2 separate regions of the Mus musculus genome follow, and region 2 is linked to region 1. A link is a contact called in ENCODE Hi-C or POLR2A ChIA-PET data. All regions are on one chromosome and are shown on one strand. Each heading gives the region's core, a stretch centred on a gene start or an enhancer-like site at or near the end of the contact. The rest is flanking DNA. Distances are from core to core; before and after follow the strand shown. Region 1 holds the start of Zfp768 (zinc finger protein 768). Region 2 holds the start of Zfp689 (zinc finger protein 689).

Region 1 (6,723 bases), core at 3,616-6,115:
TACCAGAACACATAGACAGTTAAATCTCTGTGAAGTTGAGGCCTGCCTGGTCTACATTGGGAATTCCAGGTTAAATAATACTAAATAGTGAGACTATATAAAAAATTAATTAAAAAATACATACTTGAGCCAGGCAGTGGTGGTGCACACCTTTAATCCCAGCACTTGGGAGGCAGAGGCAGGCAGATTTCTGAGTTCGAGGCCAGCCTGGTCTACACAGTGAGTTCAAGGCCAGCCTGGTCTACAGAGCTGCAGAACAGCCAGGGCTACATATTTCAAAAACCAAAACCAACCAACCAAATGAAATAAACAAAAGTATTTGAAGCTGCAGATGTCTCTCAGCACTAGAACAGTTGTCCAACAAACGCCACATCCCGCACTCAAGCTCCTGTACCGCAATAAATCCAAATATAAAATAAATAAATCCAAATATAAAATGATAGAGTTGAATGTTTAAAAGCCAAGCATAATGATGCATGCGTCAGAGGTAGGTGGATTTCTGTGAGTTTGAGGCCAGCCTGGTTTACACAGAGTGTACCAGCTCAGCTGGGGCTACACAGAAAGACCCTATCTCAAAATAAAATGAAATAAAATAAAATAAAATTGCCTGGTATGAAGTCTTTGATGTAGCTCCATTGGTAGAGTGCAGAAGTTGTAACTGCCAGTCTAAGCAGGTAAGCAGGGGACTAATGTAGTTAACGGGACTCCCCTGCCCTGGGGTTGATCCCAACCTTACATAAACTGGGCATGGTGCTGCACACTTGTGCTCCTAGCACTTAGACTTCAGCAGTAAGAGCTTGAGCTCCAGGCCAGGGTGAGTTATATAGTGACATACCGTTTCAAGGAGGAAGGAGGGGAGGAAGGGCAGGGGGAAGGAGGGAAAGAGAGGAGGCGGCAGCTGCAACAGAGGCCTGCTTGCATGAAGTTCATAAAGGCCCTTCAGTTACTGTAAGAGTTCACTAGAACAATAATGGTCTACTTTAACTTTGAAAACCAGGCAGATGGAATTGGACCATGTGGTTCCTTCCAGCGGTGCGGACCGTGACCGGCTGGGTGGAAACGGCCTTAGGAGCTTTGCTTTTATGAGTTTGAAGGCCCTAAGCATGGGAATGTCACCAGGTCCAAGGACCAAGGACACTCAAAATGTGCCGATGCGGCCAAGCGCTGAGGTGGAGCTAGGTAAATGGAGTGTGAAGGTCAAATCTGGTCTTAGACACACAGTGCCTAAACAGTCACTGCCCTCTGTGGCTGCCTGTGTCCACTTCTGTGAAACAGGAGCAAACTCTGATGCTTCAGCAGGCCCTCCCAGTAGGCACTGCCTCAAAATGTGCTCCCAAAAGATTCCCCATGGTGTGGCCTGCTCTCTTCTGCTAAGGTGACAAATGCCCATACTCTAGAATCCTCCATTCTCACCGATTATAAGTCTGCATCAGCCTGAGTCTGGAACTTGGATGGGAAAACGGGGTAGATGCAAGGTGGCCCCTTCAACTGATACACGGTACCAGGGAAAGCAGACCAACCATGCCCAGCTGGTCACACTGGCTGGTAAAGGGGCTGGAGAAGTGTTTCCATATTCTTGGTCAAACAAGTACCTGGCCTCCTCTTTGAGTGGAGCTGAAGTGCAGCTGCCTGCTCCAGTCTCAAGAGCCTAGACAGAAGATCTAGCCAGGTGGTGGTGGCGCACACCTTTAATCCCAGCACCTGGGAGGCAGGGGCAGGCGGATTTCTGAGTTCAAGGCCAGGCTGGTCTACAAAGTGAGTTCCAGGACAGCCAGGGCTACACAGAGAAACCCTGTCTCGAAAAACAAAAAAAAACAAAAACAAAAAAAAAATGGAGAGAGAGAGAGAGAGAGAGAAGAGAAGAGAAGAGGAGAGGAGAGGAGGGGAGGGGAGGGGAGGGGAGGGGAGGGGAGGGGAGGGGAGGGGAGAGGAGAGAAGAGATCAGATCTACTGATGATCTACTGGAGGTGCCTGGAAGTGCTAACTCAGGTACAGGGTGGGATTAAGCCAACACTCGATGGGGAGCAGTCACACCTAGGTATGAGCACCCCCATGTGGTTTTCTGACAGAAGCACAGACTTTTAGTTTAGGGAGAGCTGAGAAGTGTTTCACACCTCCTACAATCAGTCCCTTTGAGTCTGTGCAGCATGCAAAAGCACGTGAGCTTTGGTGCCCATGGGCAAATAAACCATTCTCTGAACTTCGAATGCGAAGATCTCACTAACCCACTGATCATAAAAGCACTTCTGGGGCAGTACCCTGGCAAGGCCTCAGCAGCTGCAGCTCTGACTGCTATCTCCCACTGCTCAGGGAACTGTCCACATACACATCTTAAGGACGAATCTCTTACCACATAAAAGGTTTATTGAACTCACAGGGCTCCAAAACCTGAGGAAGACAAGGCAGTTTACTCTGAGATCCAGACCCTACCCTTGGGCCTCACTCCCCACTGCCTACCCTTTGCCCTCTTCCTGGTTTCACAAGGGTCTCAGCAGCTACCAATCTAAGCTACCCTACTCTAACTGACACTCCCTTGCCCTCCCCCCTCCCCATCTAGTACTTTGCCAGAACAGGGCCTCCCAGATAAAGAGCTCACTGCTGCTGAGGCAGACTTGCTCCTGGTGCCTGTCTGGCCTCCCTCCAACCCCTCCATAGCCCAACTCTCATACTTCTTGAGGGCATGTGACTTCCTGCACCCTGACCCATCTTCTAGAATATTTCGTCCTTCTATTCTCCACCAGCTTTTCCTCTATCCATAAATTCCTTGACCCCATCTCTTCTGCACACCACCTCCCCACCCGTGACTGGTTAACGGCGGCCGGCTGCGTGGGTCCGCTGGTGGCGGATGAGGTCGGAGCTCTGCGAGAAGGCCTTTCCACAGTCATCACACTTATAAGGTCGCTCCCCACTATGCACGCGATGGTGCTGTAGCAGCGTGGAGGAGCGACAGAAGCCCTTGCCACACACAGCGCAGCGGTACGGCCTCTCGCCTGTGTGGGAACGCTGGTGCTGAATGAGTGTAGAGGAGCGGTTGAAGGTCTTGCCACAATCGGGGCAGCTGTACGTGCGGCCTGGCAGGTGGGTGCGGGCATGGATGGCCAGAACTGAGCTCTGGCCGAAGCGCTTGCCGCACTCTGGGCACTTGAAGGGCTTTTCACGGGCGTGGCTGCGGGCGTGGGGGATAAGTGCTGACCGTTGGGAGAAGCTTTTGCCACAGATGCCACAGCTGAAAGGCCGTTGCCCAGTGTGCACCCTTTGGTGACTGCGCAGGGACGAGTTCTGGCTATAGCACTTGCCACACTCGGGGCAGCTGTAGGGCCTCTCGTGGCTGTGGGTGCGCTGGTGTCGCAGGAGGTAGGAGCTGTCGCCAAAGGCCTTCCCACAGTGTGGACATTTGTAGGGCTTCTGGCCAGAGTGGGTACGCTGGTGGCGGAGTAGGTAAGAGCTATCAGCGAAGGCCTTGCCGCACCTGGGACACTTGTAGGGCCGCTCGCCTGTATGCGTGCGCTGGTGTTTGATGAGGTCAGAGCTCTGGGAAAAGGCCTTGCTGCAAACCTCACATTTGTAAGGCTTCTCGCCGGTATGGATGCGCTGGTGCTGGATCAGGGTCGAGCCTCGTCCAAAGCTCTTCCCGCAGATGCCACAGATGTTAGGTCGAGGGCCTTGCCCACCCCTGGCCCGGCCACCCCTACGGCCTGGCCCACGCAGGGTTCCTGTCAGATTCAGTGGATTCTGGAGCATCTCAAACTGGGGTGCAGCCAGCAGAGCCCCCGAAGGCATGTCAAATGGAGGCAGCGCTCCTGTGGGCTGCTCCCCAAACCCTTGAGTAAAGGAATCCAGGGGGTGGACTCCTAGGGAGATGCTCAAGGGATTCTTTTCCTCGGGGCTCAGAGGCATCTCTGCACCTTCCTGGAATTTGGAACTTTGAGTTTCAAACTCAGGGCTATGGGTTTTGAACTCAGAATTCTGAACGCCATCTCCAGAGTTCTGCGGTTCATACCCGGGGCTCTGAGATTCATACCCTGGACTTTGAGATTCAAATTCGGGGCTCTTTGAACCGTACCCAGGGCTTTTGGGTTCATACCTAGGACTCCCAGGTTCACAGCCAGGGCTCCTGGGATGGCAGCCAGGGCTTCGGGGCTCATACTTAGGACTCTGGGATTCAAACTCCGGGCTCTGAGGATCTGATTCAGGACTTCTGGGTGCAAACTCAGGGCTTGGGGGCACAAACCCAGGGCTTCGGGATTCAAACCCTGGGCTTTCAGGCTCAAACCTGGGGCTCTGGGATTCAAATTCTGGGCTTTGTGGCTCAAACTCTGGGCTTTGGGGTTCAAGCCCAAAAGGTATTTCTTCAACTTCATAGTCCCCATTGCCTTCTCGCTGAGAAATTTCCCCTTCTTCATTCTCACTTGTGTTGCCTGCAGGATCTGAGAATTACAGAAAATCCAGATTGAATGGGGGTCTGGAAGGTCATTGGGTCCATTAATTGTCCCAAAATTCTCTTCCCACTCCCCAAGCAGGGTCATTGGCCCCTACAAGTGAGGTGACAAAATGTACCACCTCCCCTCTAAAGACCCGGGGCACTCAGTCTCCACCCTCCACCCCACTTCCAAGTGTTTAAGATTCCGGCCTTATTTCCCTCCCGCAGGCCACAGCCCAGTTTTCTGGCACACTCCTAAGAGGCGCGGTCCTTCCCTCACCTTTGAGAGACCCTTCGGGGCTGCCCACTGCGTTGGGACTGTGCACATCCCGGGACTCCAGGCCCCACGACGACGCCTCCCGCTCCATCCCTGCCAGTTCCCAGTGCGGCGGCGGTGGCGATGGCGGACGATCCTACGACCCAGTTCGAGTGCCTGGAGCCCCGAGCCCTCGCCACCCGCGCGTTCAGAGCCTCCGAGGAGACCGGGCGGCCTGGCTTCGGCCGCGAAGGCCGGACGTCTTGACCCTGGGCCTCTCCGGCCCCGCCCCTGTCCGCTGCCCCGCCCCCCTCCCAAGGTCCCCGATTGTCTCGTGGCCCTCACCGGCCCCCGCGCGTCGTGGCCTCGGAGGTGAGGGGCGAGGCGACTCCTCCGGCCGTCCCCCAGCCACAACTCCCAGCCCGAGACCCTCTAGTCTCGGCCCCTAGCCCCGGCCGGGCTACTGCGCCCCTGCCCCCTCCCCCCGCACAGGAAGTGTCCGTCCCTGGCCAGTTCCCCCCGCTGGCTCGCGCCGCGGCCTCTCTAGGAGCGGCTGGAGGTGGAAACTCGTTGGCATTAACCCTGGACTGGATCTCCCGGGCCTCGGGGGGTGGGGGCGACCCGACGCCCCGGAGCCGGCGGGAAGGGCAACAGCAGTTTGTGTGTCTGTATCGCGGGTCTCGGCCTAACCGGGGACCTGTCTGCAGGTTTCTCCGACCATGTGCTGGCTACTGAGTGTGGCCAAGGGCGAAGCGGCAAGTGAGACCAAGGTCAGCGAGAAGGAGCGACGCTTCCCGGCGCCAGCGGGGGAGGCGGCTAGCTCCTCGCCTCAGCCTCGGGGCACTCGGACTGGCACCGGGAACGCGGACGGACGCCCGTTTGACCGCACAACCAGGCTCTGGAGCCCAGAGCCTGCTAGCCCGCCGAGCTACGACAGTGACACCCGCGCCCACTCCCCCCTCCCTCGCCCTCCCCTCCCCCTCCGCGATGCGGGCTCGTTGCCAGAGAAACAGCTCCGCCTCCGCGCCGCGAGGCACCGCCCACTCCTCCCAGGATTGGTTGTTGGGGCCGGCTGTCTCTGCTTCACCGTGGTCCCGGGGTCACCGTGGGTCCGGGCCGTGTAGAGCAGAGGGCGTTCAGGCCATTCTAACAGGATGCCCGGAATGCCTGCGGGAGTGAGAGAGGGAGGCGCCGGGCGTCTCCTCGCGAGCTCGGCCTGCGCTTTGTAAACTTTCCCCTGAGCCGTTTGTCCTGTATTAGGAAGAATGGAAGCCTAGGGCTCTTAGGGTAGACACCCTTCCTCCTCTGCTTTTCTCCCTTCTCGTTTCTTCTGCTCTCAGGTTTTACAGGTGCTGAGGGGCCACTCCAGAGATACTAACATAGGACGACCTTTAATTTCTTCCCTTTCCAAATCTTGTGTTTGATTCCTCGTTTCTTGATTTTCTCACAAGCGTGCGGGACAGTTCGGAGAGTGACACTGAAGAGTTCCAGAAGGGAAGGGGGAGGGGGAAGGGGAGAGAAGAGAAGAGAAGAGAAGAGAAGAAAAGAGAGGAGAAAAGAGAGAAGAGAAGAAGAGAAGAGAAGAGAAGAGAAGAGAAGAGAAGAGAAGAGAAGAGAAGAGAAGAGAAGAGAAAGAAGAGAAGAGAAAGAAGGAAGGTGGGCCAAACAGGCCCTTTTATAGCAAGCCAGACCTACCTGGCTGTTGCTAGGTAACTGTTGGGCGGAGCGTAGAAGGAATACCTGCAGATAGCCCTGGCCCCGCCCAGTCTGCGGGCCCTGTTCAGCCTTTCTCCCTGTCTCCCTGTGCTCTGCACTCTTCCAGATGGCTTTGGCTGTTCTCTCTCTCCTATCGACAATTAGAAATAAGATAAAGACTTTCCCCTAACTCTCGCATGGAACAGTCGTGTCGTCAGTATCATCTAATCTAATCTAATCTAATCTAATCATTTTCTACTCTTCTACTGAAGCAAGTTTGGTAGTCTTGACAGCTAACGAGCCAATTCGCTGCGCTCAGCTTCCTGCATACTATAATCAAGGGTTTTCACAG
Region 2 (6,995 bases), core at 2,455-4,954, 100 kb after region 1:
ATCCGAGGCTTTACTAAGATGCATGAGACTTTGTCCATACAAACAATTGAATAGAAAACTTGAATTTTTTTTGTAACGGTGGAGTAGCTCAGGGGCACACAGAAACCTTTGTCCCTACTTAGTTTCTTCCAATGTTCTGGGTTTTTGTTTGATTTTTTGGTCAGGGTCTCGTGTGTCCTAGACTGGCCTCTAACTCACTACGTAACTGAGGATGACCTTCAACTTCTTTCTTCCCCTCCTGCTTCCACCTCCCAAGGGCTAACATTACAGGCAGGTGCCACCCTTATCTACACGCAGCACTGGGGAGCAAACCCTGAGCTGTGCAGCGGGAGGCAAGCACTCTACCCAGTGAGCAGCCCTCCATGCCATCCTTGCCGGAGCTTATGATGCAGGGCAAATATATCCGGTTCCCCATGCCTTTCCTACATACAAGATAGCTCAATGTGGACTCTGGGATCCAAACTCAGAGCTTCGGGAAAAGCTGCAGATGGTCTTAACCAAGTCATCTCTCCAGCCCAGGATTTGCATTTTTAAAAACATTCCTGTACTGGTTTTAGGTCAACTCGACACAAGGTGGAGTCATCTGGGAAGAGGGAACCTCAGTGGAGAAAATGTCTTCACCAGGTTTTCTGGACAGGAGGCCTTGGGTATATAAGAAAGCAGGCTTAGTGAGCGGCCCTCCTCCATGGTCTCTGCTTCAGGCCCTGCCCTTGACTTCCTTTGATGATAGATGGTAATGTGGAAGTGAAAGGAAAAACTCTCATCCCCAAGCTGCTTTTGGTCATGGTGTTTACCACAGCAATAGAAACCCTAACACAGACAATGGTACCAGGAGTGGGGTATTGCTGTGATTAAACCTTGCTATCTGTTTTGGGGAGGGTGTGATAGTAACTTTGGAGCAGGAAAGGCTATTGGGTGCTCAGAGCTCTGTGGGTTACTCTGTGGGGACTCAGAAGATAATGCCGCTCTGGAGTGAAGTTTGAGACTGCCTACGATTCTACCATTTATGTGATATTCGTTTATTAAAAACCACTAAAGGGAAACCTTTCTTAACTGGGGCAATTGATGCTATTAGCTGGATCCAAGAAATTGACACAAGTAAAAAACAAAAAACAAAACAAAACAAAACAAAACAAAACCAAACACCAGCATCAGCAAGGATGATAAATCTGGGAGTACCTCCACAGGATCAGCACACAGCAGCTGTGGTCCATGAAGGGGCCAAGGCTCCTGTTGGCAGCTGAAGTTGACTATGTGTAAGTGTCCCCAGATGTTCTAGTTTTGAAGGCATAAAGGGTCATGGAGAGCAATGAGGCTTGGCACTGTGACTGGAAAGCCCAGACCATTGGTAAACTCACAGCCTCAGTTAAAGTACAAACCTCAGGACTGAAGGGGGGTCATGGAGATAAATTAAGGCCTGGCACCACGTGGCAGGCTCAGTGTCTCTAAAGAGATCCCAAGAAAGGCTCCCGGTGTACCCAGAACTCCGGTGTTTTGGAGAGAGCATTGGCACAGATGACCACTCACAGCAGCTTTAGAGCTTTGTGAGCTGGCTGTGTGTGCAGTGGATGTCAGACGAGTGCCACTGCCAAGCCCTCTGGAGCCTAGAGGAGCAGAGTCTCAGAAGGCTGGCACTGAGCGTCACACGTAGACTTTGGGTTTGATTTTACTGTAACTGTGCACTGGTTATTACTTCTTGGAATAAACAAGTATGTAACTTTTTTTTAATAGGAACCCATAGTTAATTTTAGAGAGGTTTTGGATATGATAGAGAAACTTTGAAAGAGACTAGGTATTTTAAGGAGAGTCTGAATTGAGTGTTTGAATTGAGATCTTGGAATGAACAAAAAACAAAGGTTATGGTTAAAAGGGATGGGTTTGTGTGTCATGCTAACAAGGGGTCAATTGTGCTGACTTGTTTTATGCCAACCTGATCCAAGCTAGAGTGATTTGGGAAGAGGGAACCTCAACGGAGAAAAATGTCCTCACCAGATTGGCCTGTGGTACATCCTTTTCTTTTTTTTTTTGGTTTTTCGAGACAGGGTTTCTCTGTATAGCCCTGGCTGTCCTGGAACTCACTTTGTAGACCAGGCTGGCCTTGAACTCAGAAATCCACCTGCCTCTGCCTCCTGAGTGCTGGGATTAAAGGTGTGTGCCACCATGCCCAGCGTGGTACATTTTCTTAATTAGTGATTGATTAAGGTTGACATGGGAGGGCCCAGCCCACTGTGGGTGGTGCTATCCCTAGGCAGATGTTCCTGAGTGTGTAAGAAAGTAGGAGAGCAAGCAGGAGGCAGCCTTCCTTGTGGCTTTCTGCTTCAGTTCCTGCCTTGATGTTCCTGCCCTGCCCTGCTTTGATGATGGATGTTTACATGAAAATATCAATGAAATAAACCCTCTTCTCCCCAAGCCACTTTTGTTCATGGTGTTTATCACAGCATAGAAACCTCTGACCAAGACAACTCCCAAATATGCAGCTGTTGGTCTAGGAGCACTTTGAGAGAGTTGTAAAAAAAAAAAACAAAAAAACCTTGGACTGTATTTCATCCAGTAGTTCACAAGCCTAGATGAACATTCCAATCAATGGGGCTTTTTCTTTTTTAAAGTCAAGAGTGAACCAGGGGCTAGAGAGAGATGTCTCAGTGGTTAAGGACTCTTTCTAGTCTTCCCAGGACCGATGGGAATTGGAGAAGTTCAATGGAAGCTAAGTCCCGGATCCTGGAAAGCAGTAGTTATCTTTTTCAAAGCTCAGTAATTCACTTATGTCAATGAAGTACCGTTTGTAGTTCGTATGCCCACAGTACAAGCAACCTGGTTAACTCTCATCAGACGACAAATTTAGATTGGGTCGACAGTTTAGGGCATTACTCAGGAAGGCAGTATGGTTTTCGTGGGTATTTTTCACTCACTTCTCTGGAATGTTACCCATCTCCGGTACTCCTGCGGATCTAGGGCTGCTGGTTCCCAGTCATCGGTATTTCGTTCCAACCAGGAGATGAGAGCTGGTTTGGGACCTGCGCATCCTGGGGAAGGAGAACCAGTCAGAGAGCTGGCCCGAAGAAAGGATGCTAAAAAATAAACGCCAACCCCTAACAAGCCGATCGCAGGTCAGGACCCTAGGCTCCCTGCCCCCACTCTACCCCGCCCTCAAGCTCCATCATCCCTTAGGCCCCGCGTAAGCAGATTGGGCCGGGCCTCACCGAGCGCGCCCAGGAGGCCGTAGGTCTCGCGCATCACATCCCGGTACAGAGTCCTCTGAGCGGGCTGCAGACACCCCCACTCCTCCGAGGAGAAGTACACGGCCACGTCCACGAACTTCAAGGCCCTTGGCCTCCTGCCCCTTTTCCGAGTAGGTCCAGCCTCTCCGACTGCCCGCAGGAGAAGCGGAGCCGAAGGTGGCGCCATCGGACCTGCTCCCCGGCCTTGCCACGGGGACCCGGAGACCTAGAAGCTCCGTCGGGAAGGCCCGGAGGAAATCTGAATCGGCTGCCTGAGGGGCCGGGCGGCCCGACACAGACCGTTATTCAGGGAACTCCCGCTGGAACTTGGGTGAGAGGCACCGGAAGATGCCTTCGGGGAAGATGGCGGCGCTGCTCCTGCACCACCGCTGCCTAGAACACAGGCAGGTTCCAGCTATCGATTTTATTGACCCGAACGCCATGCCGACTTCTTAACCTCCTTGCCCTAAAGTGTAATGGCGCTGCGAGATGGCTTCTTGCCTACTTTCCTCCTATCTATTGCATTCGTTTATTGGTTGGTAGCTGAAGATCGGGCGTTCTGATTGGTCATCAATGAAGGCGGCCCATTTGAATGAAGCCAACGGATTCTTAAGGGCAAGAAGGTGGATCCTGTGTCTCTAAGCCGGTTGTGAGAAGTCTTATGAATGGGAGGCTTTTCTTGTGTTCTCCAACGCTTGTTTGCCCTACTTGGAGAAGACGTTTCTACAGGTCTTCCAAAGGGAAAGTCACACAGTGACAACATGGATTTTTGAACAGCTACATCCTACGATCATAAAGGTGTCACAGCCAGGAATTCTGAAAAGTACTAGATGAGAAGGGAGCGGTGGTAAGGATCTGGTGCACAAAAGGCGCGTCTGGTAAAATTGAATGACTAGAATGGTAAGTTGACTGGTCTTGTACCTTGGGCAGCTCCTAAGTAGTCTATAGAAGTGAATGGCCTACCTGAGTACCAAGGAAGTTCGCTTGTTTAGAGGTGAGACCAATAGCTTTGGGCTTACCCTTTCTTTGTACAGTGGAATGCACATTTAGGCTACCAGGGGGAACAAAAGACAGATGGCTAGTTGATCCTTTCATTTATAATGAAGCAGGGAAATCACCCCTGTACCGTTGCTTTCCGAAATAGTGCAGCTGTGTCAACGTGTGTCAGGAGTGCATGGGCAACATAGACCCTGTTTTTAAATGAAGAGTGTATAGCCCAGTGGCAGGCATTTGCCTAGCATGCATGGGGCCCAAAGTTCTATAAAAGTATTTTTAAAATAGATACCCAGGACTGGGTATGAAGCCGAACCTATTGCTCCTTTCTGAATAATTATCAGGTAAGGAAGACTGCACAGAGGGTAAATAGGATTCGCACATCTAGAGGCCACACAGAGAGGCTGTGCCTTCGCTGCTGAGAGCCAGCCAAGCACCTGGACTATTCGAGTAGATGGTGTCTGAAACTTTATGTCTAGAGTCCTGGACTCCCCCCTCCATAGAGAACTACAACAAAAATCATAAGACAGCCGGGTGCAGTGGCACGCACCATTAATTCCCAGCACTTGGGAGGAAAAGGCAGGTAGATCTCTTGAGTTTGAGGACATCCTGGTCTACAAAGTGAGTTCCAGGCTATCCGGGGCTATCTCAAAACCAGCCTGCCTCAAAAAACAAATGAACAATAAAACCCCCACAAATCTGGATCAGCTTCCTCAAAATCTGTTACTAGACATAGGAATGAAATCCAAACATGGAATGTCTTCTTTGTGGCTCTAGCAACTCTTATGTTGGGCAAAACGCTTTAAGACTAATTTCTCCCCAGCTGGAGAAGTGGCTCAGTGGTTAAGAGCACTTGTTCTGGGGCTGGAGAGATGACTCAGCAGTTATGAGCACTGATTGCTCTTCCAAAGGTCCTGAGTTCAAATCCCAGCAACCATATGGTGGCTCACAACCATCTGTGATGAGATCAGATGCCCTCTTCTGGTGTGTCTGAAAACAGCTACAGTGTACTTACATAAAATAAATAAATAAGAAAAAAGAGCACTTGTTCTTACAGAGGACCCAGATTCTGTTTCTAGCACTCACATGGTGGCTAACAATCATCTGTAACTGTATTCCAAGAAATCTGCCACTGTGTCTTCCAGCAGCAGCAGGTACACATGTGGTACACAGATATACAGTCACACAAAACACCCATATTCATGAAGTAAATATTTTTTAAAAGATTCAGTCCATGGTTCATGCTCAGTGACTGCCAGCACCCAGAAATGCAACCTTAAATGTTAACACACTTTGATTTCACAGACTGCCTAAGGGATCACTTCACCATAAACCCAGACTAGGACAAGCAATATCAGTCCTAGAGAGAAGTAGAAAAACTACTTATTAATGAAAACAATAATTGCCTCCTCTTCTTTTTCAGATAGGGCCTCATGTTGTCCAGGCTAGCCTCAACACTATGTAGCTAAGGATGACCAAGAGCTTCTGGTCCTCCTACCTCTTAACTCCTGCATGCTCAATTATAAGTATGCACAGCATACCCAGTTTTATTTGGTGCTGGGATGAAACCCAGGACATTATGCAAACTAGGTGTCTTAAAGTTTCTATTGCTATGATGAAACACCATGACCAAAAAGCAAGTTGGAGAGGAAAAGGTTTATTTGGCTTACACTTCTATATCATTGTTCATCACTGAAGGAAGTCAGGACAGGAACTCAAGCAGGGCTGGAATCTGGAGGCAGGAGCTGATCCAGAGACCAGGAAGGGTTGCTACTTGCTGGCTTGCTCTCCATGGCTTGCTCAGCCTGCTTTCTTACAGAACCCCGGACTACCAGCCCAGGGATGGTATCACACTCAATGAGCTGAACCCCCCCCCCCCCCCATCAATCACTGATCATAGCCCACCTTAACAAATCTGTGCAATCTAGTTTCGGACTGTCCTTTTCTGACTGACATGTTCTTCACTGATGCACCTCAGCATGCTAACACAAGTCCTATCACTAAGCCACGTAGCCAGGACTCACTGAATACAGTTCTGATGACTCCTACAACCACTCTCCAACAGGGGACTTCCTAGTTCCTACAGGTCTTGTCACTTTGTGCATCTTTCCTTTTTCTTTTGCCCCTGCACACTCTGCATGCCTTTCTCCAATACACATGTTCTGAGTTCTTTCACAGACCCTGACCCATACCAGTAACAACCATATTTCTGGAACCTACTTGAAAGATGAATTCCCTATTCTAGGGAATACCCAGGAAGTGGTCCTCTAGAATTCTGCTAGGCAGGTGGACTTTCACAGTCTTTCACTGTCTCGGGAAGCTTTCCCACGGCTGCTGCAAGGAAAGTCTGTTACTAGTTTTGGAACCATTTTACCAAATACTTGCAGAAACAAGGGAGGGTAAATTCACTTTGGCTCACAGTTTCAGACAGTTTGGTCCATGGTGGCTTGGCTTCATGCACTTGAGCAGAACATTATGGAGGCAAGAATATGTAGAGGAGGAGGAGGAGGAGGAGGAAGCTATTCACTTTACATCAGACAAGAGCAGAGGAGGAATAGGAAGGACTCACCCACAGTGATGTCCTTCTCCAGCTGGATCCTCTTACCTTCTAAACTTTCCAGAACCTGCCAAACTAGCACCACCAGCTTTGGATCCAGCGTTCAACACTGAGCCCGTGGGGGAGAGTTCATATTTAAAGCATAGCAATGTCTTGTCAGTTGTCTGTCTGTGGCTGAACAGCAGTGAGTTGAGAGGCAGAAGAATTCGGCATAGCATGTGACAAAC

The links. Hi-C counts contacts between places; a loop is a spot of excess contacts on that map. ChIA-PET counts read pairs that join two places held with the same protein, here RNA polymerase II (POLR2A).
Region 2: POLR2A ChIA-PET joins it to region 1 with 15 read pairs in Patski. The contact joins the promoter of Zfp689 here to the promoter of Zfp768 in region 1. A Hi-C loop is called at or near these places in 1 of 37 maps with a recorded cell type or tissue (T-helper 17 cell). POLR2A ChIA-PET finds 5 or more read pairs at or near these places in 1 of 5 experiments (Patski).

What each region holds. Positions count from the first base shown.
Region 1 is chr7:127,340,449-127,347,171 of GRCm38, forward strand. Zfp768 (zinc finger protein 768) reads right to left here and starts at 4,866. Exons shown (of 2, transcript NM_146202.1): 1 at 4,701-4,866; 2 at 2,347-4,427. The coding sequence starts at 4,788. The coding sequence ends at 2,809.
Region 2 is chr7:127,445,454-127,452,448 of GRCm38, forward strand. It overlaps Zfp689 (zinc finger protein 689), which reads right to left and starts at 3,705. Exons shown (of 3, transcript NM_175163.3): 1 at 3,201-3,705; 2 at 2,910-3,023. The coding sequence starts at 3,405. B130055M24Rik (a long non-coding RNA gene) reads left to right here and starts at 2,937. Exons shown (of 2, transcript XR_869949.3): 1 at 2,937-4,118.